Regions from separate parts of the Homo sapiens genome. Here region 2 is linked to region 1. A link is an interaction called in ENCODE POLR2A ChIA-PET data of the cell type or tissue named here. Cell type or tissue: PC-9. All regions are shown on one strand. Links, peaks and the distances in the headings refer to the core of each region. The heading gives the core; the rest is flanking DNA. Region 1 overlaps TPD52L2 (TPD52 like 2). Region 2 overlaps PRPF6 (pre-mRNA processing factor 6).

What was found. ChIA-PET counts read pairs that join two places held together with the same protein. Peaks named below come from ENCODE experiments on the same cell type or tissue, not always from the same donor. Only the 100,000 strongest peaks of a DNase experiment are listed, where the experiment ranks them.
Region 2: POLR2A ChIA-PET joins it to region 1 with 14 read pairs; 24 of 35 experiments call an interaction of 5 or more read pairs at or near these places.

What each region holds. Positions count from the first base shown.
Region 1 is chr20:63,866,062-63,881,835 of GRCh38, forward strand. TPD52L2 (TPD52 like 2) reads left to right here. Exons shown (of 7, transcript NM_003288.4): 2 at 3,235-3,380; 3 at 7,607-7,755; 4 at 9,755-9,814. Among named protein-coding and RNA genes, the nearest start is that of TPD52L2, 8.7 kb to the left of the region's middle. RefSeq lists enhancers at 1-660, 12,108-12,277, 14,869-15,038, 15,580-15,749. In PC-9, for the core only: no CTCF peak of the experiment used is centred there; a DNase peak (open chromatin) is centred at 7,550; H3K27ac peaks cover 410 bases.
Region 2 is chr20:63,984,474-63,996,893 of GRCh38, forward strand. PRPF6 (pre-mRNA processing factor 6) reads left to right here. Exons shown (of 21, transcript NM_012469.4): 3 at 434-552; 4 at 8,934-9,012; 5 at 10,443-10,619; 6 at 10,854-11,009. Among named protein-coding and RNA genes, the nearest start is that of PRPF6, 9.6 kb to the left of the region's middle. In PC-9, for the core only: no CTCF peak of the experiment used is centred there; no DNase peak of the experiment used is centred there.

The sequences.
Region 1 (15,774 bases), core at 3,381-11,380:
TTTGGGGCTCTAGAGAGGGATGCTAAATTTCTTTCTTTCTTTCTTTCTTTCTTTATTTTTTTGAGACGGAGTCTTGCTCTGACGCCAGGCTGGAGTGCAGTGGCGCGATCTCAGCTCATTGCAACCTCGACCTCCCGGGTTCAAGCGATTCTGCTGCCTCAGCCTCCTGAGTAGCTGGGACTACAGGCACGCGCCACCAGGCCCAGCTAATTTTTGTATTTTTAGTAGAGGCAGGGTTTCACCATGTTGCCCAGGATGGTCTCGATCTCTTGACCTTGTGATCCGCCCGCCTCAGCCTCCCAAAGTGCTGGGATTACAGGCGTGAGCCACTGTGCCCGGCTACATATTAAGCTTTATAATTCCTAGGTGCTGCATTATTCTGGAGGGTGTTTTTTGTTTGTTTGTTTTTGTTTTTTTGAGATGGAGTCTCACTCTGTCGCCCAGGCTGGAGCGCAGTGGCTAGATCTCGGCTCACTGCAAGCTCCGCCTCCCGGGTTCACTGCCATTCTCCTGCTTCAGCCTCCCAACTAGCTGGGACTACAGGCGCCCGCCATCATGCCCGGCTAATTTTTTGTATCTTTAGTAGAGACGGGGTTTCACTGTTAGCCATGACGGTCTTGATACCCTGACCTCGTGATCTGCTTACCTCGGCCTCCCAAAGTGCTGGGATTACAGGCGTGAGCCACCGCGCCTGGCCTTTTTTTTTTTTTTTTTTAATTTTTTTTTTGGGGACAGCGTCTCCCTCTGTCTCCCAGGCTGGAGTGCAGTGGTGCAATCATAGCTTACTGCAATCTTCAACTCCTGGGCTCAAGCGATCTTCCTGCGTCAGCCTCCCAGGTAGCTGGGACTATAAGACTACAGGCGCACCATGCCAGGTTAATTGGTCTTTCTACTTTTTTTTTTTTTTTTGAGACGGATTTTCGCTCTTGTTGCCCACGCTGCAGTACAATGGCGCGATCATGGCTTCCCGCAACCTCTGCCTTCTGGGTTCAAGCGATTCTCCTGCCTCAGCCTCCCGTGTAGCTGGCATTACAGGCGTGCGCCACCATGCCCGGCTAATTTTGTATTTTTAGTAGAGATGGAGGTTTCTCCATGTTGGTCAAGCTGGTCTCGAACTTCTGACCTCAGGTGATCTGCCCGCCTTGGCCTCCAAAAGTGCTGGGATTACAGGTGTGAGCCATTGTGCCCAGCCTCATTTGTCTTTTTTTAAATAGAACAGAAAGGCTGGGCTCGGTGGCTTACGCCTGTAATTCTAACACATTGGGAGGCCGAGGCCAGTGGATCACTTGAGGTCAGGAGTTTGAGACCAGCCTAACCAACGTGCCAAAACCCCGTCTCTACTAAAAATAAAAAAATTAACCGGGCATGGTGGTGTGCTCCTGTAGTCCCAGCTACTTGGGAGGCTGAGGCAGGAGAATCGATTGAACCCAGGAGGTGGAGGTTGCAGTGAGCGGAGATCGTGCCACTGCACTCCAGCCTGGGTGACAGAGTAAGACTCGTCTAAAAAAAAAAAAAAGAGAATCAGTGGATAAAAAAGTGGATACGCTTCGTTTAGTAAGCGTTTGTGGAGCGCCAAGGAAGTGCACACGGCTCCAGTCCTATGGGACATTTGAAGGGAGTGAGATGCAGCCAGCTTTTAAGAAGAGTATCTTTGTTAAGTGCATTTAATCTGGTGTCTTTGTGTTGTCTTTTAAAAGGCATAGTTTTTTTTTCTTTTTCTTTTCTTTTGTTTTTTTTTTTTGAGACAGTCTCAAAAAAAAGAGACGGGGTTTCACCATATTGGCCAGGCTGGTCTTGAACTCCTGACCTCAGGTGATCCGCCCGCCTCAGCCTCCCAAAGTGCTGGGATTACCGGCATGAGCCACCCCGCCCGACCAGTTTTTCTTTTTTTTTTTAAAGAATTTTTTTTTGGCCGCGCGTGGTGGCTCAACGCCTGTAATCTCCCGGGTTCAAGTGATTCTCCTGCCTCAGCCTCCCAAGTAGCTGGGAACTACAGGCGCGTGCCACCACGCTAACTAATTTTGTATTTTTAGTAGAGACGGGGTTTCACCATTTTGGTCAAGCTGGTCTCGAACTCCTGACCTCATGTGATCCACCTGCCTCGGCCTCCAAAAGTGCTGGGATTATAGGCATGAGCCACTGCGCCTGGCAGTAAGCCTGTTTCTTTTCAGAATGTTTTGGTCAACAGGGAAAGTGTTACAATAGTCATGTGCTTGGATTTGGAGAGAATCGAAATAGACTGTTTTTCTTTATGTGAAATCTTGTAGACTTTTAGGGTAGTCAGGAAGATGCATTTGACATGAAGAAAAAACAGTGGCTGCAGGAATTTGAATGTGATCTGGGTGTAGTTGAGGTGTGTGGTGGCAGCACACCGCTCTGCACCTCTCTGCCTGCTGGCGGCCTTCTGGCAGTGGGATGAGAATCGGGAGGTAAGTAAAGGGAATTTTGTTTTGCTGCCTCCCTGAAGGAGCTGAATGAGCAGCATGTGCTCCTAGTACGTAATTTTAGCATGTGCTCTGTCAGATGTGTTGAGAGGAAAGTGATGCTTATTGTGTATATTAACCATATTAGGTTCCTTTTTTTAAAAAAAGTGGAAATTTGTCAGGGTATGGTGGCTCACACCTGTAATCCCAACACTTTGGGAGGCCAAGGCGGGCGGATCACCCGAGGTCGGGAATTGGAGACCAGCCTGGCCGACATGACGAAACCCCGTCTCTACTGAAAATACAAAAATAGCCAGCGTGGTGGCGTGCGCCTGTAATCCCAGCTACTCGAAGGCTGAGACAGGAGAATCACTTGAACCCGGGAGACGGAGGTTGCAGTGAGCTGAGATCGCACCATTGCACTCCAGCTTGGGAGGCAGAGTGAGACTCCATCAAAAAAAAAAGGTGGAAGGTCTGTTAGATTGAGCTGCTTTCTCTGTAGCAAGGGTTTCCTGCCTCTGACGATAGTATTCTCACTGGGAAGCCAGAATTCGGGTTTGCCTGCCTTGGGCCGGCATTTGTCGTGCCCTGAAGCAGCACAAGTGGCATTGGCTTTTCAGCTCAGGTGGTCTGAGGTGTGGCTGCCCTCGTCTACTGCCCATGCTGTCCTCACAGACCTTTCAGAGAAGAGGTGTTAGTCTCCAGGGTCTCACCCACTCCCACCTGTGCTTTTGTCCTGCTAGAGACCTCTACCGTATTTACTTGGAACTAACTTATTTGACACTTTGTGGCCTCATTTTGTCTCTGGCAGATATCAACCTGAATTCTCCTAACAAAGGTCTGCTGTCTGACTCCATGACGGATGTTCCTGTCGACACAGGTGTGGCTGCCCGGACTCCTGCTGTTGAGGGTCTGACAGAGGCTGAGGAGGAGGAGCTCAGGGCTGAGCTTACCAAGGTGCTGTGGCTTGGCTGTCTGTCCTGGGGTGAATTGGAGTTAAGGCCCTCTTGGATTAGTGAGAGGCCAGGGTACTGGCCACGCTCGGGAGGAATTGCCCTGGGTGGTCACCTACCCTGCTCTGTGTTCCGACTGATAACGGGGTTCTCTTTGTATGTGCCCAGCTCCATGCACTGGACTCAGAGCCACCTGGCAGTGGAGACAGGGCATGACTCCCTTCCCATACCTCTGTGCCTGGCCCTTCCTAAGTGCTCCCTGAGGAGTGTTCACACATGAACCGCCTCTGAGCAGCCATCTGCTGGGAGTGTCTCTGTTGGAATTAACACTTGATAATCATTTTTAAGACCCCATGAATCTTTCTTGTCCTGGATCTTAAGTTTTCTTTTAAACATATTTATTTTGGCTGGATGCAGTGGCTCATGCCTGTAATTCCAGCGCCTTAGGAGGACAGGGTGGTAAGGTGGGAAGATCACTTGAGCCCAGGAGTTTGAGAGCAGCCTGGGCAACACAGTGAGACCTTGTCTCTACCCCCAAAAATTAGCCAGGTGTGGTGGCATGTGCCTGTAGTCCCAGCTACTCAGGAGGCTGAGGTGAGAGGATTGCTTGAGGCCAGGAGGTCAAGGCTTCAGTGAGCTGTGATTGCATCCTGCACAGCAGCCTGGGTGACAGGGCGAGACCCTGTCTCAAAAACAAAACAAAAACTTCTTTTCTAAAAAGTATTTATGTGATCTTCTTTAAGTGAGAGTCCCTTAAGAGTAATGTAGGAATTAAGAACAAAAGCCTCCAACCATAATTTTTAGTCAAACCAACTGCCAAGAGTTTTCTTTTCACCCTGTGATGTGGTTTAATTCCAGAATCTGGGTCCAGGCCTAGGTCTGAGTAAGGTTGGTTGTGCCGCTGAGTCTGAGGACCAGGTTTCAGATCCTGAGGACATCACACAGCTATTTCTAGCCTAGAAGATTAAAGGAGAGTAGCAGGAAGTCCAAGGACACTTTGCTTTCCATTTAACTTCAGAATATGTGAGTTTAGAAACTAAATCCACAAGGTTTTTTTCAGAGTTGAATTACAATAAGGTGAAGTTTTTTTTTTTTTTTTTTTTTTTTTGAGTCGGAGTCTCTGCCGCCCAGGCTGGAGTGCAGTGGCGCAATCTCGGCTCACTGCAACCTCCAACACCCGGGTTCACGCCATTCTCCTGCCTCAGCCTCCTGAGTAGCTGGGACTACAGGCGCCCACCACCACGCCCGGCTAATTTTTTTGTGTTTTTAGTCGAGATGGGGTTTGTTTTTTTTTTTTGGAGACAGAGTCTCGCCCTGTCGCCCAGGCTGGAGTGCAATGGTGTGATCTCGGCTCGCTGCAATCTCCGCCTCCCAGGTTCAAGCGATTCTCCTGCCTCAGCCTCCCGAATATCTGGGATTACAGGCGCGTGCCTCCCTGCCCATCTAATTTTCGTATTTTTAGTAGAGACAGAGTTTCACCATGTTGGCCAGGCTGATCTCAAACTCCTGATCTTGTGATCCACCCACCTTGGCCTCCCAGAGTGCTGGGATTACAGGTGTGAGCCACTGTGCCCGGCCCCTACAAGGTGAAGTTCTGTATTGCTTTTTTTTGTTGTTTTTCTTGAGACAGAGTCTTGCTCTGTCGCCCAGGCTAGAGTGCAGTGGCGTGATCTCAGCTCACTGGAGCCTCTGCCTCCCTGGTTCAAGTGATTTTCATGCCTCAGCCTCCCAAGTAGGTGGGATTACAGACGCCTGCCACCACACCTGGCTAATTTTTGTATTTTTAGTAGAGACAGAGTTTCACCATGTTGGCCAGGCTGGTCCCGAACTCCGAGTCTCAAGAGCTCCACCTGGCTCAGCCTCCCGAAGTGCTAGGATTACAAATGCGAGCCGCTGTACCCAGCCAAGAAAGAGAATTTTTTTTTTTTTAAGGACGGAGTCTCACTCTGTCGCCCAGGCTGGAGTGCAGTGGCGTGATCTGGGCTCACTGCAGCCTCCACCTCCTGAGTTGAAGTGATTCTCTTGCCTCAGCCTCCCGAGTAGCTGGGATTACAGGCGCACAGCACCATGCCTGGCTAATTTTTGTATTTTTAGTAGAGACGGAGTTTCACCACGTTGGCCAGGTTGGTCTCGAACTCCAGACCTCAGGTAATCTGCCTGCCTCAGCCTCCCATAGTGCTGGGATTACACGCAAGAAAGAGTTTTTTTTTTTTTTTGAGACTTTTTGCTCTTGTTGCCCAGGCTGGAGTGGAATGGTGCGATCTTGGCTCACTGCAGCCTCTGCCTCCCAGGTTCAAGTGATTCTCCTGTCTCAGCCTCCCGAGTACCTGGGGTTACAGGTGCATGCCACCACGCCTGGCTAATTTTTGTATTTTTGGTAGAGACGGCCTTTCATCATATTGGTCAGGCTGGTCTCGGACTCCTGACCTCAGGTGATCTGCCCGCCTCGGCCTCCCAAAGTGCTGGGATTACAGGCATGAGCTATCGTACCCGGCCAAGAAAGAGAATTTTTAAAGAGAAGCTAGTCATATATGAGCTGAAGATACTGAGAACTCATTCTAAAGTGGTAAAGCTTTGAATGATGCCCCTTTCAGAGGTCATGTTCTTTTTTTTTTTTTTTTTTTTTAAAGACCTGAGAAAGTTCAAGTCTTCATGATCAGGAATCTTTCTGTTGCTCAGTTCTAACTACGTTAAGCACAAAAGATAATTTACCTTTTGGTTCGTGTAACTGACTCTTGCCAAGGTTTGGAACTGACCTCAGGAACACAAGTGTTTTCTTAAGGGTGTTTTTTTCTGTCACCTGTGTCACTGTCCATCTGCCTCCTCCTCTCTGCATATGGAATTCTATGAGTGCAGACGGTGCCCGGCTGCCAACAGTTCCAGCTTCTATTGTCCAAGCCCAGACTGAGAGCCCTGAGGGAAAAGGATCCTCACTGTTTTTTGTTTGTTTGTTTGTTTTTGAAACAGTCTCGGTCTGTCACCTAGGCTGGAGTGCAGTGGCATGATCTCGGCTCACTGCAACCTCTGTCTCCTGGGTTCAAACAGTTTTCCTGCCTCAGCCTCCCGAGTAGCTGGGGTTACAGGCGTGCACCACCATACCTGGCTAATTTTTGTATTTTTAGTAGAGACGGGGTTTTGTCATGTTGGCCAGGCTGGTCTCAAACTCCTGACCTCAGATAATCTGCCTGCCTTGGCCTCACAAAGTGCTGGGATTACAGGCGTGAGCCACTGTGCCCGGCCAGGGTCTTCACCATTTTTTTGTTGTTGTTGTTTTGTTTTGTTTGAGATGGAGTCTCGCTCTGTCACCCAGGCTGGAGTGCAGTGGCACAATCTTGGCTCACCCGCAAGCTCTGCCTCCTGGATTCACACCATTCTCCTGCCTCAGCCTCCCGAGTAGCTGGGACTACAGGTGCCCGCCACCGTGCCTGGCTAATTTTTTGTATTTTTTAGTAGAGACAGGGTTTCGCTGTGTTAACTGTGTTAGCCAGGATGGTCTCGATCTCCTGACCTCGTGATCCGCCCGCCTTGGCCTCCCAGAGTGCTGGGATTACAGGCATGCGCCACTGCGCCCGGCCGGTCTTCACCTTTTTAATACCATGCCCAGTCCTAGTAAAGAGCTCGGACAAACCTGGCATGGTCATCCTGGGCCATTCCTCATGACCACAAATGGACATGGTGATTGGTAGCTCTCCCAGAACCATTTAGTTGTGGGGCATGGGATAGTTCCCTGGAGTCAAGTTCCTAGTACCAGATAAAAACAAATGTCTGCTGGCTGGGCGCGGTGGCTCACGCCTGTAATCCCAGCACTTTGGGAGGCTGAGGTGGGAGGATCACCTGAGGTTGGGAGTTTGAGACGAGCCTGACCAACATGGTGAAACCCCATCTCTACTAAAAATACAAAATTAGCCGGGCAGGGTGGCACACGCCTGTAATCCCAGCTACTTGGGAGGCTGAGGCAGGAGAATCACTTGAATCTGAAAGGCAGAGGTTGCGGTGAGCCGAGGTCGTGCCATTGCACTCCAGCCTGGGCGACGAGCGAAACTCCATCTCAAAAAAAAAAAAAAACCAAAACCCAAAAATCAGATGTCTGCTGTAGATGCTGTTATTCCTAGGACGAGTTAATGCTTTGGTAAGCGGAAAGTTCTTGTGTAACTCATGGCACTGTGCATGAGGATGTTAGTCACTTCCTGCAGTAGTGATGGCTCATCATGTCAACTGCATGCTTTGCAGGTGGAAGAGGAAATTGTCACTCTGCGCCAGGTCCTGGCAGCCAAGGAGAGGCACTGTGGAGAGCTCAAGAGGAGGCTGGGCCTCTCCACCCTGGGGGAGCTGAAACAGAACCTGTCCAGGAGCTGGCATGACGTGCAGGTCTCTAGCGCGTAGGTACCTGCCCCAGGCGCACCCCTGGGGGCTGAAGAGAACGGGCACCACACGTGCCCCGGCATGTGGGGGGGCGTCGTCATGCCCAGGGACGAGTTGCAGCCGTGGAGTTGAGTGGCCTGTTTGGAAGGATCCAGAGAGAGGCTCTGAGCCCTTGGCCCAGCGACTGTGCCTTGTTTGTTCAAAAAGCTTGGTGTCTACATGTGTTTTATTTATTTTTAAGTTTTTGTGTACTTTATTATTATTTTTTTTGAGACAGAGTCTCACTCTGTCGCCCAGGCTGGAGTGTAGTGGCGTGATCTTAGCTCGCTGCAACCTCTGCCCCCCGGGTTCAAGCGATTCTCCTGCCTCAGCCTCCCAAGTAGCTGGGATTACAGGCGCCTCCCACCGCGCCCGGCTGATTTTTTTTTTTGTGTGTGTGTGTGTGTGTGTGTGTGTGTTTTTAGTAGAGATGGGGTTTCACCATGTTGGCCAGGCTGGTCTTGAACTCCTGACCTTGTGATCCACCCACCTCAGCCTCCCAAAGTGCTGGCCACCACGCTGGCCTTTTTTTTTTTTTTATTATTATTCTTTTTTGAGATGGTTTCGCTCTGTCACCCAGGCTGGAGTGCAGTGGCGCAATCATGATTCACTGCAACCTCAACCTCCTGGGTTCAAGCAATCCTCCCAACTCAACCCCCCTCGTAGCTGGGATGACAGGCGTGCGCCACCATGCCTGGCTAATTTTTTCACGTTTTATAGAGACAGGGTCTTGCTTTGCTACCTAGGCTGGTCTCAAATTTCTGGGCTCAAGCAATCCTCTTGTTTTGGCCTCCTAAAATGCTTGGGATTACACGTGTGAGCCACCACATCCGGCTTATATACGTGTTCTAAAAAGGCAGACACACTGGCTAGTTGTCCTGGTGGAAAATGATAGGAAGACTGTTTCAGGGTCCAGACTTGAGAGAGCACTGATCAGGTCCTTGGCAAGAGCGGTTTTTCTGTGGTCCTTGTTGTGGGTGTGGCATGGTCACAGCCTCTGACCCAGATATGGCCATATGGGCCGGGCATGGTGGCTCATGCCTACAATCCCAGCACTTTGGGAGGCTGAGGCGGGTGTATCACTTGAGGTTAGGAGTTCAAGACTAGCCTGACCAACATGGAGAAACCCTGTCTCTACTAAAAAATAAAAAAATTTAGCTGGGCGTGGTGGTGCGCACCTGTGATCTCGGCTACTAGGGAGGCTGAGGCAGGAGAATCTCTTTAACCCGGGAGGCGGAGGTTGCAGTGAGCCAAAATTATGCCACTGCCCTCCAGCCTGGGTGACAGAGCAAGACTCTGTCTCAAAAAAAAAAAATATATATATATATATATTTATATATAGGACCATATGGTCCCACAACCCTAGGGACTCTGACCCTCCCCGATGACGACGTGGTCCTACATGACGACGTGGTCCTATAACCCTGGGACACCTGTCCCAGATGTCGCTCAGCTCTGAATTTGGGGAGTGCTGCTTTCTCACTTGGCCCTGTCCACGTGGCTTCTCTGAAACATACCCTTCAAGGTTGGGGTGGCTGTGGAATGTTTCCCAGAAGACATGTTCCTATACAAAGACAGAACAGGTCACATTTCATAAATCTCACATATGAGAGGCCCATGTTTTTGTCCTAGGACATCGTAAGTTTTGAATCCCAAGGGTGTTTTGGAGCTGTGGGCTGTGCCCTTCCAGTCCCCCACAGCAGTGCTGTTGCCCAAGAATCTCCTAGCGAGAGACCAGGGGCTACTGCCAGGTGACAGAAAAGGGAACATCAGTTCCGCTATACCCACAGCTCACCTGGCGGCCTGGGGCCTGCACAGGGCCTGGTTGAGGCAGTGGACCCCATTTTTGGGCCGTCTGTGGAGTTGATGTTCCTGCCAGCTGGTCCCTCTCTGTCTTCCCTGGAACTTCACCTGCAGTTTGATGCCTGAGTTAAAATTGTTCTTCTAAATAATTCACTGTAGACTTTCTGTTTTTAGCTATGTGAAAACTTCTGAGAAACTTGGAGAGTGGAATGAGAAAGTGACCCAGTCAGACCTGTGAGTGCCTGTATCATCAGCACCTCCTCCTTCCTCCTCTCCGCCTCCTGACACTCAGTCGGGGAAGGGGGCTGTGCACACTTGGCACAAAGCTTGTTTTGGTATTTGCTGGCTATTTTTTCTTCCTATAACTTTTCTTCTCTCAGGTAAACTATCCTTTAAACTTTTGTGGAACAGGGAATAGTAGCTGAGAGAAACTCACTCAGCCACCTGACCACACTTAAAACTCCCCTCTGCCTGATATGCGTCCCTTATGTAAGAGGCCTGCACTGGTCCTGGCTGTATCTCTAACTAATAGAGCTCCTTGGCTTCCGGCAGTGCACAAGCTGGACAACACCACTTGGCCTGGGTTTGTTGGTGGCGAATTTTTGTTTGTTCTAACCCTAACCCTTTTCCCTGCTTAGCTCCAGCTGTTGGGTTCTCAGAATTCCTTTCCTCCTTTAGGGGTAGTTCTTGAGTGGAGGGCATGGTGTAGGATATGCTGGTGGAAATTTGAAATCCTCACGATCTGGGAGGCACTGCATTGTCAGAGCATCAGCCAGTGTGGATCAAGTGTGGATAGTTTTGTATGTGTGTGTCAGTGGTGTTGTTCAGAGTGACTCCTAATATTTGGAGATCCTTAAACTAGATAATAGCACTTCATTTACTTGTGCTCTGATCTGATTATAACGTCTTTAAACTGAGGAGGGGAATATTTTTAAATAGTCTCTGTGGGATTTTTTCATCTGTTATTTAGAAGGAAGCGCTGTAATCGTTGCCACAGAACATGGGCAGAAAGTCCTCCCATGTTGGTCTGAAAGGAAGCAGTTGCTGCCGAGCTTGTCTTGAAGGTCCTGGGGGACCAGGCTGGCACTGCGTGCACATGGAGCCTTTGCGTCTGGTGTCACGGTGGGAGGCTGGTGTCAGGAACCCCGGGCGGTTCTCGGCATGTTGCCCCGGGTATTCCAGGGACCCGGGTGGTTCGTGGGCATGGCTACAGCAGCCAGCTGTACATCTGGGTGCTCTGGGGACCCGGGCGGTTCACGGCATGTTGCCCTGGGTATTCCAGGGACCCGGGCGGTTTGTGGGCATGGCTACAGCAGCCAGCTGTACATCTGGGTGCTCTGGGGACCCGGGTGGTTCATGGCATGTTGCCCTGGGTTTTTTTTGTTTGTTTGGTTTTTTTTTTGAGACAACGTCTCGTTCTGTCTCCCAGGCTGGAGTGCAGTGGCGCCATCTGGGCTCACTGCAAGCTCCGCCTCCCGGGTTCACACCATTCTCCTGCCTCAGCCTCCCCAGTAGCTGGGACTACAGGCGCCCGCCACCACGCCCGGCTAATTTTTTCTATTTTTAGTAGAGACAGGATTTCACCATGTCAGCCAGGATGGTCTCAATCTCCTGACCTCGTGATCCGCCTGCCTCAGCCTCCCAAAGTGCTGGGACTACAGGCGCCCACCACCACGCCCGGCTAATTTTTTGTATTTTTAGTAGAGACAGGGTTTCATGGTGTTAGCCAGGATGGTTTCGATCTCCTGACCTCGTGATCCGCCCATCTCGGCCTCCCAAAGTGCTGGGATGACAGGCGTGACCCACTGCACCCGGCTTGAGCAGGGTGTTCTAGGGACCCTGGTGGGCTGTGTCTCGGGCTGTTGAACAGTGACTTTGCTGGGCAGCAGATGGTTCCTAGGTTGGGACAGTGACGGTCATCCTTGCAGTTTGGGCATCAGGCGGACGCACAGTGCAGACTCAGTCTGAAAATAGTCTTAGGAGACTTCAGTGCTGTTTTGTAAAACCAACTGACATAAAGCTGCCGGGATCCTATTTCAAATAAATAGTGTTTTAGAGAGCTTATTACAACACTCAGCGTCCCGACCCCTCTGGAGAAACCTGTGGCTCAGCATGGAAGCATATGGCCAGTGCATCACCTGGCCGAGGCCATTCCCCTGAGTTCTGTGGCGAGAGCTGTCAACTGACGGTTCCAGAGTGGAAGCGTTTCTGCCGGGAAGGCCCAGGCCGAGGGCGATGGTTTCTGCCGGGACGGCCCAGGCCGAGGGCGATGGTTTCTGGTGGGAAGGCCCAGGCCGAGGGCGATGGTTTCTGCCGGGACGGCCGAGGCCGAGGGCGGTGGTTTCTGCCGGGACGGCCCAGACGGAAGGGATGCGGCTTGGGAGGTGGGGCCTGAGGATGTGGCCATGGCGCGTGCTCTTCCTGGCTGGTGCCTCTCCTAGTCAGCTTCAGGAGATGGGCTGTAGATGTACCTCCACTGCCCAGAGCTCTGCAGGGGAAGGCAGTAAAAGCTCCCTGCATCCTGACCCACGTGTTTGTAGATCCTTTCAGCTATTGGCGCCCTGGAGGATGGACGGGAAGGAGAACGTGGCCGGTGGGTGGAGGATAGCACTGGTGCCTGGCCCCATGAGGCTGCAATGCGGCCACATTCTCAGTGGGTCATGTCTGAATGCGAGAGCAGCTGTGTTCTGCGAGTGGTGAAACAATTGCCTGTTGCATTCTATTTATAGGCAGAGGTAACTAAAAACCTCAGTGCTGAGAGGGGCATCATATAGATCCTGCAGTTATGAGCTGGTTCACTTGGAGTTGTTTTGGTTGCAGGTGACAGAAAGCACGACTCAAGGTAGCATCAACCAAACAGGGAGGTGGGAGCACTCACCAGGCAGAGAAGTCCCTGCCCCCACTGCTGCAGCCCAACAGTGTGGCCCCATATGGGTCTCCCTGGACTAATGGCTGCGGCCTTGGAGGTGGTGTGCTCTGGCCAGGCCTGGATCACTTGTCCATCCTGAGTGGGAGTGGGGGCAGCCCCCAGAGACAGACTCAGGAGAGGGGGAGTGCAAGGATGTCCCCCAGATGCCCTGTGCTGCCCAGGGGACAGCTCACTGGCAGTGGGACGAAACCGCTGTCTGTCCAGGGCTCTCTTCCTAGAAGGTCTTAGGAACTCCCAAATGGGTGCTGGCTGGGGTTGCCCGGCCCGGTGCTCTCAAGGAGAGCTGAAGCTAGTTATTGGGTGCAGATGCTGGCTCTGACCCCTGCCCCTTCCTCCCGGGCTCAGCTTCCCCATCTGTCATGGAGTAATAACAACCCAGCCTTCTGGTCCACTGAGGAATGTGTGTGCCTGTGTGTTTGACGCTCTCAGAACAGGCCTGCAGCGCTGTGAGCCTTGGAAGGGGGCCTCACAGCTGCTGCCGCCACCTTGGAGGCCCAGGATGGGACTGAGAAGGGGAAGGGAGAGGTCAGAGCCACAGCTGTTGGGCAGGGACCTGCTGTAGGAAGAGAAGGCCAGGGAGGCGCTGGTGGTGGCCTCAGGCTATGCAGGTGATGCCCATTGTTTCCAGGGCCATCCCAGTTTGGAGGTTCCTGTTTCTAGAGGAGGTTCCCTTGTGACCCCCTCATTTCCACACCCGAGCAATGCTGAGGGCTGTGGGGCCCCCAGGGGCTTGAGTGTGGTTTATGGCACAGCAGGGACTGATCACAGTGGCACCGGGTGTCAGTGGCCAGTGGTCAGTGGCCAGGAACCCTCAGGACCCTCCTCCTTGTGTGGGTGGCATTTACCCACCCACAGGTCACGCTCAGGACCCGCATCTCATTCCGATCCTCCTTGTGTGGGTGGTACTTACCCACCCACAGGTCACGCTCAGGACCCCACATCTCATTCTGAAGGCCGGGCACAGGCGGTTGTTTTCTCTCCAACTTCGGTTTCCCCATCCCCACTCTTAGGGCACAAATGCAGGTGTAGCTTCCCCATGCCCACTCTTTAGGCACAAATGCAGGTGTAGCTTCCCCATCCCCACTCTTAGGGCACAAATGCAGGTGCAGCTTCCCCATCCCCACTCTTAGGGCACAAATGCAGGTGCAGCTTCCCCATCCCCACTCTTTAGGCACAAATGCAGGTGCAGCTTTCCCATCCCCACTCTTAGGGCACAAATGCAGGTGCAGCTTTCCCATCCCCACTCTTAGGGCACAAATGCAGGTGCAGCTTCCCCATCCCCACTCTTAGGGCACAAATGCAGGTGCAGCTTCCCCATCCCCACTCTTAGGGCACAAATGCAGGTGCAGCTTCCCCATCCCCACTCTTTAGGCACAAATGCAGGTGCAGCTTCCCCATCCCCACTCTTTAGGCACAAATGCAGGTGCAGCTTCCCCATCCCCACTCTTAGGGCACAAATGCAGGTGCAGCTTCCCCATCCCCACTCTTTAGGCACAAATGCAGGTGCAGCTTCCCCATCCCCACTCTTTAGGCACAAATGCAGGTGCAGCTTTCCCATCCCCACTCTTAGGGCACAAATGCAGGTGCAGCTTCCCCATCCCCACTCTTTAGGCACAAATGCAGGTGCAGCTTCCCCATCCCCACTCTTAGGGCACAAATGCAGGTGCAGCTTCCCCATCCCCACTCTTAGGGCACAAATGCAGGTGCAGCTTCCCCATCCCCACTCTTTAGGCACAAATGCAGGTGCAGCTTCCCCATCCCCACTCTTAGGGCACAAATGCAGGTGCAGCTTCCCCATCCCCACTCTTTAGGCACAAATGCAGGTGCAGCTTCCCCATCCCCACTCTTAGGGCACAAATGCAGGTGCAGCTTCCCCATCCCCACTCTTTAGGCACAAATGCAGGTGCTGTGAGCGCTTTAGAATCCTCTGCTGCAGGTGACTTTGCTTCAGCGAACCACAGAATGTTCACATGGTTTTATGCATTTGTTATTTCAGGGAAAATCAAGGTTAAAGATGTCTTCAGAATTTGTATTTTTGGGCTGGGCACGGTGGCTCACACCTGTAATCCCAACACTTTTGGAGGCTGAGGCAGGCGGATCACGAGGTCAGGAGATCGAGACCATCCTGGCTAACACGGTGAAACTCCGTCTGTACCAAAAATACAAAAAAATTAGCCGGATGTGGTGGCGGGCGCCTGTAGTCCCAGCTACTCGGGAGGCTGAGGCAGGAGAATGGCGTGCACCCGTGAGGCAGAGCTTGCAGTGAGCCGAGATGGTGCTGCTGCACTCCAGCCTGGGCTACAGAGCAAGACTCTGTCTCAAAAAAAAAAAAAAAAGAATTTGTGTTTTTGAAACTAAATATAGCAGGTCATTAGTTACTTATAACTGGTGTTTTATTAATAAAAGAAGAAAAAATTTAAAAACAGCCATGATTCCAGCTGCACGGAGCCTGGATGGGAAAGTGCATCCTCTGGGCTGAGCACGGTGGCTCACACCTGTCATCCGAGCGGGCTGGGCGCAGTGGCTCACACCTGTCATCCCAGCACTGCGGGAGGCCGAGGCGGGTGGATCACCTGAGGTCAGGAGTTCAAGACCAGCCTGGCCAACATGGTGAAACGCTATCTGTACTAAAAAGACAAATTTAGCAGGGCGTGGTGGTGGGTGCCTGTAATCCCAGCTACTTGGGACGCTGAGGCAGGAGAATCTCTTGAACCCGGAGGCGGAGGTTGTAGTGAGCTGAAATTGCACCACTGCCCCCCAGCCTGAGTGACAGAGCGAGACTTTGTCTCAAAAAAAAAAAAAAGAAAGAAAGTGCATCCTCTGGTAGGCCTTGGGCCGGGGGCGGGCATGAGAGAGCTGCGCTGGGATGCGCTGCCAGGGCACACTTGGTGGGTCACACACTCTTGTCAACTGTTTGGGGGCTGGAGAGTAGTAGCACTCAGCTCACACGGGCCTTCTGCAGGGAGTGGTGGGAGGGCCTGTGAGTAAGGGCTCCGGAAGGCCCATCATTGGGACCTGGTGCCGCCAGTGGGAGCAGGAGGAGCCTGTGCCTTCTCTGGCGCCAGTCATCCCAGATGCCACTCAGGGCTTGGCTGGGTTTGCCAGCTCTCCAGGTTGGCACTGGTAACGCCAAGATGGTCCTGGGAGCCCATCTCCATTCAGCCTCGAGTTCCCTGGCTTCACTGAGGGAGGAGCCGTGATAAGGTGGCTGTGGGTTCGCATTTTGGACTTTGTTATGTCAGAGTCTGCTGTGTTTTGTGTTTAT
Region 2 (12,420 bases), core at 1,963-9,962, 120 kb after region 1:
AAAAATAGTGCCCCCCCAAAAAAAAGTTTCTGCATGTCTTTCACCAAGCTTCTCCCGATGTTACATGACCTTAGTGCAGTTATTGAAACGAAGGAGTTAACATTGACACAGTACTATTAACTAATTTGTCAGTCGTATTTGCATTTCATGTTTTTCCATGAATGTCCGCTTTCTGGCTTAGGCTTAGTCCAGGATCCCCCATTGCATTTCGTCATGTCTCCTTGGTCCCTTCCAATTGGGGGTCTCCTCTGTCTTCCATGCCCTTGACGCTTGAAGAGTAGTCACCAGTTATATGGTAGACTGTCCCTTGATTTGGCTTCGTTGGCTGAAGAAAATAATTTAGCAAGTATTTCACAAGTAGAGATCTCCGTTTCGCTGGTGGGGATGGTGTTGAAGGAAAAGCTGACCTCTACACGTGTTGTTTGCTTCTCAGTTTAATGGCTATGCTGGGAGCCTCTTCTCAAGTGGACCCTACGAGAAAGATGATGAGGAAGCAGATGCTATCTATGCAGCCCTGGATAAAAGGATGGATGAAAGAAGAAAAGAAAGACGGTAAAAGAAATTGTTGCCTTTCACAATATTTATCCAAGTTTAAAAAAAAGTTTTGTGGCCAGGCGCAGTGGCTCACGTGTGTAATCCTAGCACTTTGAGAGGCTGAGGTAGGACGATAGCTAGAGCCCAGGGGTTTGAGACCAGTGTGGGCAACGTAGGGAGACTTAATCTCTACAAATAATTTAAAAATTAGCCAGATGGTACACACCTGTAGTCCCAGCTACTTGGGTGGCTGAGGTGGAAGGACCGTTTAAGCCCAGGAGGTAGAAACTGCAGTGAGCCATGATCATTCCAGCCTGGTTGGCATAGTGAGACCCTGTCTCAAAAAAAAAAAAAAGTTTTGTTTTGAATTGTTTTATATTTGGAGAAAAGTTGCAATAGAGTATGTGTGTCTGCTTAGCTTTTAGGCCACCTGAGGGTCTTGGTCTGTCGTAGCCATGCCTGGATAAGCACTGGGCTGTTACAGAACAGCCTTAGGGCCTGGGGGCTGCAGTGGAGAGCTTAAGAACTCTTAAGTTTTTCCAGAAATCAGCAGAATTTTGTGGATTACTTTTACGATACATCAGGGTTACCATCTTTGAAATGAAAAGGGCCTACTGACTTGATTATTATATGTTGAGTAATTTGCAAATGAATTAAAGATGTTAAATGACACATACAAGCTACCAAGATTGAACCATGAAGAAATCCCAAACCTGAACAGACCAATAAAAGGTAATGAGATCAAAGCTGTAACAGAAAGTGTCCTAGCAGAGAACATCTCAGGATCTGATTGCTTCATTGCTGAATTTTACCAAATATTTGAAGAAGAACTAATACCAATTCTACTCAGACTATTCTGAAAAATAGAGGAGGGAATACTTCCAAACTTATTCTACAGAACCAGTATTACCCTGATACCAAAACCAGACAAAGACACACTGAAAAAAGAAAATGTTAGGTCAGTATCCCTGATGAACACTGATGCAGAAATCAGCAGAATACTAGCAAACCATATTCAACAACACATTAGAAAGATGGTTCATCGGCTGGGCGCAGTGGATCACGCCTGTAATTCTAGCACTTTGGGAGGCCGAGGTGGGCGGATGATGGGTCATCTGAGGTCAGGAGTTCAAGACCAGTCTGGCCAACCTAGTGAAACCCAGTCTCTACTAAAAATACAAAAATTAGCCGGGCATGGTGGGTGGTGTACGCCTATAATCCCAGCTACTTGGGAGGCTGAGGCAAGAGAATCGCTTGAACTCGGGAGGTGGAGGTTGCAGTGAGCCGAGGTCACAACACTGCACTCTAGCCTGGGAGACAAGAGCAAGACTCCATCTCAAAAAAAAAAAAAAAAAAAGATCGTTCATCATGACCAAGTGGCATTTTGCCCAGGGGATACAAGTGCAAGGGTGGTTCAACATATGCAAATTAATCAGTGTTATACATCATATCAACAGAATGAAGGACAAAAACCATATGATCTTTTTTTTTTTTTTTTTGAGACGGAGTCTCGCTCTGTTGCCCAGGCTGGAGTGCAGTGGCGCAATCTCAGCTCACTGCAACCTCCACCTCCTGGGTTCAAGTGATTCTCCTGCCTCAGCCTCCTGAGTAGCTGGGACTACAGTTGCCCGCCACCACGCCTGGCTAATTTTTTGTATTTTTAGTAGAGACGGGATTTCACTGTGTTAGCCAGGATGGTCTTGATCTCCTGACCTCATGATCCACCTGCCTCGGCCTCCCAAAGTGCTGGGATTACAGGCGTGAGCCACTGCGCCCGGCCTAATCATTTTAATTGATTCTGAAAATGCATTTGATAAGATTCAACATTCCTTGATGATAAAAACTCTCAAAAAACTGCATATAGAAGAAACATACCTCAGGCTGGGTGTGGTGGCTCACGTCTGTAATCCCAGCACTTTGGGAGGCTGAGGCGGGAGGACTGCTTGATCTCAGGAGTTTGAGACCAGCCTAGGCAAGAGGGTAATACCTTTTCTTTACAAAAAAATACAAAAATTAGCCAGGCTTCGTGGCACACACCTGTAGTCCTAGCTACTCAGGAGGCTGAGATGGGAGAATTACTTGAGCCCAGGAGGCAGAGGTTGCAGTGAGCTGAGATCATACCACCACACTTCAGCCTGGGCCACAGAGCGAGACCCTGTCTCAAAAAAAAAAAAAAAAAAAAGGGGGGGGGAGCATAACACAATAAAAGCTATATACAGCTGGATGGGGTGGTTCACGCCTGTAATCACAGCCCTTTGGGAGGCCCAGGCAGGCAGATCATTTGAGGTCAGGAGTTTGAGACCATCCTGACCAACATGGTAAAACCCTGTCTCTACTAAAAATCCAAAGATTAGTTGGGTGTGGTGGCTCAGGCCTATAATTTCAGCTACTCAGGAGGTGGAGGTTACAGTGAGCTGAGATTGTGCCACTGCACTCCAGCCTGGGCAACACAATGAGACTGTGTCGCAAAGAAAAAAAAAAGCCACATATGGTAGGCCCACAGCTCGTATCATACTGAATGGGGAAAAACTGGAACGCAACAAGGATGCCCACTTTCACCACTGTGATTCAACATTGTACTGGAAGTCCTAGCTAGAGCAGTCGGACCAGAGAAATAAATAAAAGGGCATCCAGATTGGAAAAGAAGAAGTTAAATTATCCTTGTTTGCAGATGATATGATCTTATATTTAGAAAACCCTAAAGACTCTACCAAAACACTATTGGAACTGACAAATTGATTAAAGTTGCAGGCTATGCCCCCAGGTGTGGTGGCTCACACCTGTAATCCCAGCACTTTGGGAGGCTGAGGGTGGGTGGATCACCTGAGGTCAGGAGTTTGAGACCAGCCTGGCCAACAAAGAGAAACCCTGTCACTATTAAGAATACAAAAATGGCCGGGCACGGTGGCTCACGCCTGTAATCCCAGCACTTTGGGAGGCCGAGGCAGGTGGATGACTGGAGGTCAGGAGTTCGAGACCAGCCTGACCAACGTGGTGAAACCCTGTCTCTACTAAAAAAATTACAAAAGTTGCCAGGCGCTGGGACTCACGCCTGTAATCCCAGCACCTTGGGAGAGTGAGGTGGGTGGATCACTTGAGGTCAGGAGTTTGAGACCAGGCTGACCAACATAGTGAAACCCTGTCTCTACTAAAAATACAAAAATTAGCTGGGTGTAGTGGCACACGTCTGTAATCCCAGCTACTCAGGAGGCTGAGGCAAGAGAATTGCTTGAACCTAGGAGGCAAATGTTGTAGTGAGCTGAGATTGCACCACTGCACTCCAGCCTGAGTGACGGGGCAAGACTCTGTCTCAAAAAAAAAAAAAACCAAAAAACAAAAATTAGCCGGGTGTGGGGGTGCACGCCTGTAGTCCCAGCTAGTTGGGAGGCTGAGGCAGGAGAATCGCTTGAACCCAGGAGGTCGAGGTTGCAGTGAGCTGAGATTGCACCACTGCACTCCAGCCTGGGTAACAGAGTGAGACTCCATCTTAAAATAAAAGAAAATATCCATACTACCCAAAGTAATTTACAGATTCAATGCAATCCGTATCAAAATACTGGGGACATTATTAACAGATAGTGAAAAAATAGCCAGGTGCAGTGGCTCATGCCTGTAATCCCAACACTTTGGGAGGCTGAGGCAGGTGGATCACTTGAGGTCAGCAGTTCGAGACCAGCCTGGCTAAACCCCATCTCTACTAAAAATACAAAAATTAGTTGGGCATGGTGACAGGTGCCTGTAATCCCAGCTACTTGGGAGGCTGAGGCAGGAGAATCACTTGAACCTGGAAGGCAGAGGTTGCAGTCAGCTGAGATCGTGCCATTGCACTCCGGCCTGGGCAACAGAGTGAGACTCCGTCTCAAAAAAAAAAAAAGAAAAAGAAAAAATAATTCTAAAATGTACATGGAGCCAAAAAAGACCCAGAATAGGCAAAGCTATCCTGAGCAAAAGGAACAAAACTGGGGGAACACTTGACTTCAAATTATACTACAGAGCTGTAGTAACAAAAACAGCATAGTACTGGCAGAAAAACAGACACATAGACCAATGGAACAGAATGGACCCAGAAACAAATAGGTACCTCTACAGTGAACTCATTCTTGACAAATGTACCAGGAATATTTATTGGGGAAAAGACAATCTCTTCAATAAACGGTGCTGGGAAAACTGGATATCTATATACAGAAGAATGAAACTAGACCCCTCTCTGTCACCACATACAAAAATCAAATTAAAAGACTTTAAGACCTCAAGCTGAAACTACTAGAAGAAAACATTGGAGAAACTCTACAGGACATTGGACTAGGCAAAGATTTCTTGAGTAATACCCCACAAGCACAGGCAACGAACGGAAGCCAGGTGTGGTGGCTCGCTCCCGTGAGCCAAGAGTGCGCTACTGCACTCCAGCCTGGGCCACAGAGACTGTCTCAAAAAGGAAAAAAATAAAAAGTTCTCATTATAGAATATTAGGAAAATAAGAGTAAGTATGGGTAAAAGCATAACATTTATTCATAAGTCTAGAAAGTAACAGTTAACATTTTGGCTCATTTCCTCTTTCTGTTGCTTTTTTTTATCTTGGCTCACTGCAACCTCTGCCTCCCGGGTTCAAGCAATTCTCCTGCCTCAGCCTCCCAAGTAGCTGGGATTACAGGTGCCTGCCACCACGCCTGGCTAGTTTTTGTATTTTAGTAGAGACGGGGTTTCACCATGTTGGCCAGGATGGTCTCAAACTCCTGGCCTTGTGCTCCATCCACCTCGGCCTCCCAAAGTGCTGGGATTACAGACGTGAGCCACTGCGCCCAGCTCTGTTGCTTTTTATACATGTAATCATAACTTCCTGTGATGTATGTAGAATGTTTTATTTTTTGAAGATAATTTTAGAATAGTAAAATATAGTTCTTCTGGAATTTTATTTATTTTTTATTTTTTTGAGTCTCCCAGGCTCAAGTGATTCTTCTGCCTCAGCCTCCCAAGTAGCCGGGATTATAGGCACGCGCCACCACACCTGGCTAATTTTTGTGTTTTTAGTAGAGACAGGGTTTTACCATGTTGGCCAGGCCGGTCTTGAACTCCTGACCCCAAGTGATCCACCCGCCTCAGCCTCCCAAAGTGTTGGAATTACAGGTATGAGCCACCGTGCCCAGTCTTGCCACACACTTTAAACAACCAGATCTTACGTGATGTAAACTTGCTGCCTCGAGGACAGCACCAGGCCATCAGGGGTCTGCCCTCAAGACTCAAGTGGCCTCCCACCAGGCCCCACCTCAAACATTGGGAATTATAATTCAGCATGAGATTTCATGGGGACACAGATGTAAACCATATCCTTTGGCCTCCCAGAGTGCTGGGATTACAGACATAAGTCAATGTGCCTGGCCTGGACATCTTTTTAGAAGCTCGTTATTAAATCATTGTGCATAAATTTTATACCTATAGTAATTAAACGTGAATGGCATTGCATTTCACTTTTTTTTTTTTTTGGATACAGGATCTTACTCTGTCACCCAGGGTGGAGCGCGGTGGCTTGATTATAGCTCCCTGTAACCTTCAATTCCTGGCTCAAGCGATTCTCCTGCTTCAGCCTCCCAGGTAGCTGGGATTACAAGCACGTGCTACCACACCCAGCTAATTTTTCTTTTTTCTTTTTTTTTTTTTGAGATGGAGTCTCACTCTATTGCCCAGGCTGGAGTGCAATGGCGCAACCTCGGCTTACTGCAACCTCCGCCTCCAGGGTTCAAGTGATTCTCCTGCCTCAGCCTCCCAAGTGGCTGGGATTACAGGCATGCACCGCCACGCCCGGCTGATTTTTGTAGAGATGGGTATTTTTAGTAGAGACGGGGTTTCACCAATGTTAGCCAGGCTGGTCTTGAACTCCTGCCCTTGTGATCTGCCTGCCTTGGCCTCCCAAGGTGCTGGGATTACAGGCTTGAGCCACCACGCCAGGCTCACACCCAGCTAATTTTTGTCTATGTTGCCCAGGCTGGTCTTGAACTCCTGGCCTCAAGTGATCCACCTGCCTCCCCTAACCTTGGCCTCCCAAAGTGCTAGGATTACAGGCATGAGTTACTACACTCAGCCCTACATTTTAAAAATTGATTGGAACCTCCAGGGTTAATGCATTTTAAAAAACATCAGGCTGGGTGCAGTGGCTTACATGTGTAATCCTAGTACCTTGGGAGGCCAAGGCAGGAGGACCACTTGAGTCTAGGAGTTCGAGACCAGCCTGGGCAACATGGTGAAACCCTGTCTCTACAAAAACAAAATTAAAATTAGCCAGTTGCACATGCCCGTAGTTCCAGCTACATTCCCAAGGCTGAGGCAGGAGCATCGCTTGAGCCTAGGAATTAGAGGCTACAGTGAGCTATGCTTATGCCACTGTGCTCCAGCCTGGGCAACAGACCAAGGCCGTGTCTCTAAAACAAAAACAAAACAAAAAACAGCAGGTGACACGGACCCATGAAGAAAGCCATTAAATTAAATGTTTTTAAAAAGTAGTGTACTTGGCCGAGCACGGTGGCTCACACCTATAATCCCAGCACTTTGGGAGGCCGAGGCGGGCAGATCATGAGGTCAGGAGATCGAGACCATCCTGGCCAACATGGTGAAACCCCGTCTCTACTAACAATACAAAAATTAGCTGGGTGTGGTGGTGCATGCCTGTAATCCCAGCTACTCAGGAGGCTGAGGCACGAGAATCACTTAAACCCAGGAGGCGGAGGTTGCAGTGAGCTGAGATCGCACCACTGCATTCCAGCCTGGTGACAGAGTGAGACTGTCTCAAAGAAAAAAAAAAAAGTAGTGTACTTATTAAAACTTTTTATTCTGAAAACTGTCGTAATACAAACAAGTAGGAAGAACAGTACTGTGAATACCATATCCTCACATGTAGTCTCAACACCGAAGTGCAATTACATGGGTTATGTTCTGGCACATAGAGCTGTGCAGCTGAGCTGAGTTGGTTAGAGGTGAACTATTTACTTGGAAGAGAAGGAAGCAAGGAAGGAAAGGTGGGATGAGTTCAGTAGAGTGTTTGGAGTGTTTGGTGGTAACTAGGATAGTTACTGTTTTTCCTTGTAGGTGTTTTTTTGTTTTGTTTTGTTTTGTTTTGTTTTGCGACAAGGTCTCGCTCTGTCGCCCAGGCTAGATTGGCTCACTGCAACCTCCACTTCCTGGATTCAGATGATTCTCCTGCCTCAGTCTCCCAGGTAGCTGGGGATTACAGGTGCCCACCACCATGCCCAGCTAATTTTTATTTTTATTTTTATTTTTTTGAGACGAAGTTTCACTCTTGTCACCCAGGCTGGAGTGCAATGGCATGATCTTGGCTCCCTGCAACTTCCACCTCCCAGGTTCAAGCAATTCTCCTACCTCAGCCTCCTGAGTAGCTGGGATAACAGGCATGCGCCACCACGCCTGGCTAATTTTCATATTTTTAGTATAGATGGGGTTTTACCACATTGGCCAGGCTTGAACTCCTGACCTCAGGTGATCTGCCCACCTCGGCCTCCCAAAGCGTTGGGATTACAGGTGTAAGCCACCACGCCTGGCCTTCTTAGGTGTTTATGGGATGGTCCTACCTTTGGGATTTTGTGAATTTTCAAGCAGTAAATATACACATGTCCAAATGGAGGTATTTAGATCAAAGTAAGATCTTTTTTTTTTATTTTAATGAATTTCTACATGTTTTTATTTGGTGGATAATTGAATTAGTAGACTTACGAATGTATTTATATTTATTTATTTAGAGGCAGAGTCTCTCTGTGTTGCCCAGGCTGGAGTGCAGTGGTGCGATCTTGGCTCACTGCACCCTCTGCCTCCTGGGTTCAAATGATTCTGCCTCAGCCTCCCAAGTAGCTGTGATTACAGGTGTGTGCTACCATGCCCAGCTAAGAATGTATTCATAGTTACCTTAAAATATATTTGATTTGGGCTGGGTGCGGTGGCTCACACCTGTAATCCCAGCACTTTGGGAGGCCAAGGTGGGTAGATCACAAGGTCAGGAGTTCGAGAACAGCCTGGCCAGGATGGTGAAACCCCGTCTCTACTAAAAACACAAAAATTAGCTGGGAGTGGTGGCGAGCACCTGTAATCCCAGCTACTTGGGAGGCTGAGGCAGGAAAATCACTTAAACCCAGGAGGTGGAGGTTGCAGTGAGCTGAGATTGCGCCACTGCACTTTAGCCTGGGTGACAGAGCAAGACTCCATCTCAAAAAAAAAAATGTGTGTGTGTGTGTGTGTGTGTGTGTGTGTGTGTGTATATGTATATATATATATATATATTTGATTTAGCTACTAAGAGTATGGAATTGTTCTTTTTGGTGATTTAATTGAGATGGATAATAAATTTGCTTCAGAACAGACATGCAGTGTTTCTGATGTGTGCATGTTTTATTTCCTAGGGAGCAAAGGGAGAAAGAAGAAATAGAGAAATATCGTATGGAACGCCCCAAAATCCAACAGCAGTTCTCAGACCTCAAGGTGAGCCGATGAAGCGGTGAATGGTGTGCGGTTTCTAACGCTCTCACCCTAACCCGCAGAGACTCAGACTGCTCTTACGTGGAATTTATGAGACTTTACGTTTTTAATTTAGGGGGTCATTGCTTAGAAGAAGAAAGTGTTTGCTTCAGTATGTTTAATTATATGTGTGTAAAAAAAAACCCTTCCCCTACTGTAAAAGGTAGGACAAATGAACTTATTTTCTTTGTAATTTTGACTCCATTTATACCTAAGATTTTCTTTTTTCTTTTTTCTTTTTTTTTTTGGAGGCAGTCTGGCTCTGTTGCCCTGGCTGGAGTGCAGTGGCGTGGTCTCAGCTCACTGCAACCTTCACCTCCTAGGTTCAAGCAATTCTTGTGCCTCAGCCTCCTAAGTAGCTGGGATTACAGGTGCCTGCCACCATACCCAGCTAATTTTTGTATTTTTAGTAAAGACAGGATTTCGCCATGTGTACCAGGCTGGTCTCAAACTCCTGAACTCTAGTGATCTGCCCACCTCAGCCTCCCAAAGGGCTGGGATTACAGGCGTGAGCCACCACGTCTGGCCCCATTTATACGTAAGATTTTCTAAACTGTGTCCCCTGGGCTTTGAGAGAATAATTTACATTTTAGTGAAGTTGAACAGATCCAATAAATTGATTTTTCTTTTCTTTTTCTTTTTTTTTTTTTTTTGAGACGGAGTTTGGCTCTTGTTGCCCAGGCTGGAGTGCAATGACGCGATCTCAGCTCACCGCAACCTCCGCCTCCCAGGTTCAAACGATTCTCCTGCCTCAGCCTCCCTAGTAGCTGGGATTACAGGCATGTGCCACCATGCCCGGCTAATTTTGTATTTTTAGTAGAGATGGGGTTTCTCCATGTTGGTCAGGCTGGTCTCGAACTCCCGACCTCAGGTGATCTGCCCGCTTTGGCCTCCCAAAGTGCTGGGATTAACAGGCATGAGCCACCGTGCCCGGCCTAAATTGATTTTTCTAAGTGAAGTAGAAAACTATTTTTGGGGCTGGGTACAGTGGCTCACATCTGTAATCTCAGCACTTTGGGAGGCTGAGGTGGGAGGATCACTTGAGCCCAGGAGTTTGAGACCAGCCTTGGGGAGAACCTGTCTTTACAAAAAATAAAAACTTAGCCAGGCATGGTGGCCCACGCTTGTGGTCCCAGCAACTTGAGAAGCTGAAGTGGGAGGATCACTTGAGCCTGGGAGGTTGAGGCTGCAGTGAGCTGTGATTGTGCCACTGAATCCAGCCTGGGCAACAGAATGAGACCCATCTCAAAACAAAAGTAAAAAACAGTTGCTGCATCCAAATCCCTTCTAAAGCTTGGTGATCTGGAGGCTAGGGGTGAGAGAGGGCATGGTCCTACCTGGGCACATGAAATTCTGTCAGAGAATTAATGTTTTTGGGGGCTGGATATTTCCAGAGGAAGTTGGCAGAAGTCACAGAAGAAGAGTGGCTGAGCATCCCCGAGGTTGGCGATGCCAGAAATAAACGTCAGCGGAACCCACGCTATGAGAAGCTGACCCCTGTTCCTGACAGTTTCTTTGCCAAACATTTACAGACCGGAGAGAACCATACCTCAGTGGATCCCCGACAAACTGTGAGCTTCCAAAAAAGGGCACATGTGGCCCATTTAGTCCTGTTAGATCAGTGGCAGGAATGGTGGGTGGTGTTGGATTCAATGCTTCTGCAGGTCATGGCTATGCTGTGGCCGAGTCTGTCTGCACAGCTGTGCATATGTCAGGCCACTGGGGAAGTATTTCAGAGAGTAAATTTCTTGGGCATGCAGTGCAAACCGTTGTTTTATTCTTGCCTTTCCTCTCTTCCCCTCCAGCAATTTGGAGGTCTTAACACACCCTATCCAGGTGGACTAAACACTCCATACCCAGGTGGAATGACGCCAGGACTGATGACACCTGGCACAGGTGAGCTGGACATGAGGAAGATTGGCCAAGCGAGGAACACTCTGATGGACATGAGGCTGAGCCAGGTGAGTTTGTCACACAGCATTTTCCTGTGGACAGGTTTAGACAGTTTAATTTTGTTTTGTTTTCTTTTTCTCCTTCTTCTTCTTCTCCTTTTTCTTCTCCTCCTTCTCCTCCTCCTCCTTCTTCTCCTTCTCCTTTTTTTTTTTTTGGCTTGATTTTTGCCTGAATAATTCCGCAGATTTTTAAAATTTTGACCCAGAGTCTTGCTGTGTCACTCAGAGGCTGGAGTGCAATGGTGTGATCTTGGCTCACTGCAACCTCCACCTCCTGGGTTCAAGTGATTCTCCTACCTCAGCCTCCTGAGTAGCTGGGATTACAGGTGCCCACCACCACACCCGGCTAATTTTTGTATTTTTTGTAGAGACGGGGTTTTACCATGTTGGCCAGGCTGGTCTTGAACTCCTGACCTCAGGTGATCTGTCTGCCTTGGCCTCCCAAAATGCGGGGATTACAGGTGTGAGCCACTGCACTTGGCCTTTTTTTAAAATATAAAATAATAATTTTTTAAAAAGTGTGTTTTTTTCCTGCCTCTCAGTAAATTGTCTTGTGGCCCTGCATGGAACGTGTACTTTGATCTGGAGACTAGGTGCTCTAGACACCAGTGAAGTACAGAACTCTTTCTGATATGCATATCAGATACCACGAAGGAACATACTACTTTTGGCCTGGCCAACATGGTGAAACCCCGTCTCTACTAAAAATACAGAAATTGGCCAGGTGTGGTGGCGGGCGCCTGTAATCCCAGCTACTTGGGAGGCTAAGGCAGGAGAATTGCTTGAACCCGGGCGTTGGAGGTTGCAGTGAGCCGAGATTGCACCAGTGCACTCCGGCCTGGGCAACAGAGTGAGACTGTCTCAAAATAAAAAACAAAAACAAAAACAAAAAGTGGCACAATCATGGCTGGCTACATACAGCCTTGACCTCCCTGGGCTAAGGCGATCCTTCCACCTCAGCCTGCCAAGTAGCTGAGATTACAGGCATGTGCCACCATACCCAACTAATTTTTGTATTTTTTGTTGAGATGGGGTGTCACTAGGTTGCCCAACCTGGGCTGGAGCTCCTGGGCACAAGTGATCTGTCCGCGCTGGCCTCACAAAGTGCTGGGATTACAGGTGTGAACTACCATGCCCAGCCTGAAATTTGTTTACATAGAAATTGTAAAACTTTTTGGGCCAGGCACTCATGCCTGTAATCCTAGCACTTTGAGAGACCAAGGTAGGAGGATTGCTTGAGGTCAGGAGTTCAAGACCAGCCTGGGCAACATGGTGATGGTGAGACTCTGTCTCTACAAAAACTAAAAGAAATAGCTGGGCCTGGTGGTGCCTGTAGTCCCAGCTGTTCGAGAGGCTGAGGTGGAAGGATTGCTTGAGCTAGGGAGTTTGAGGCTGCCATGAGCTATGATCGCGCCTCTGC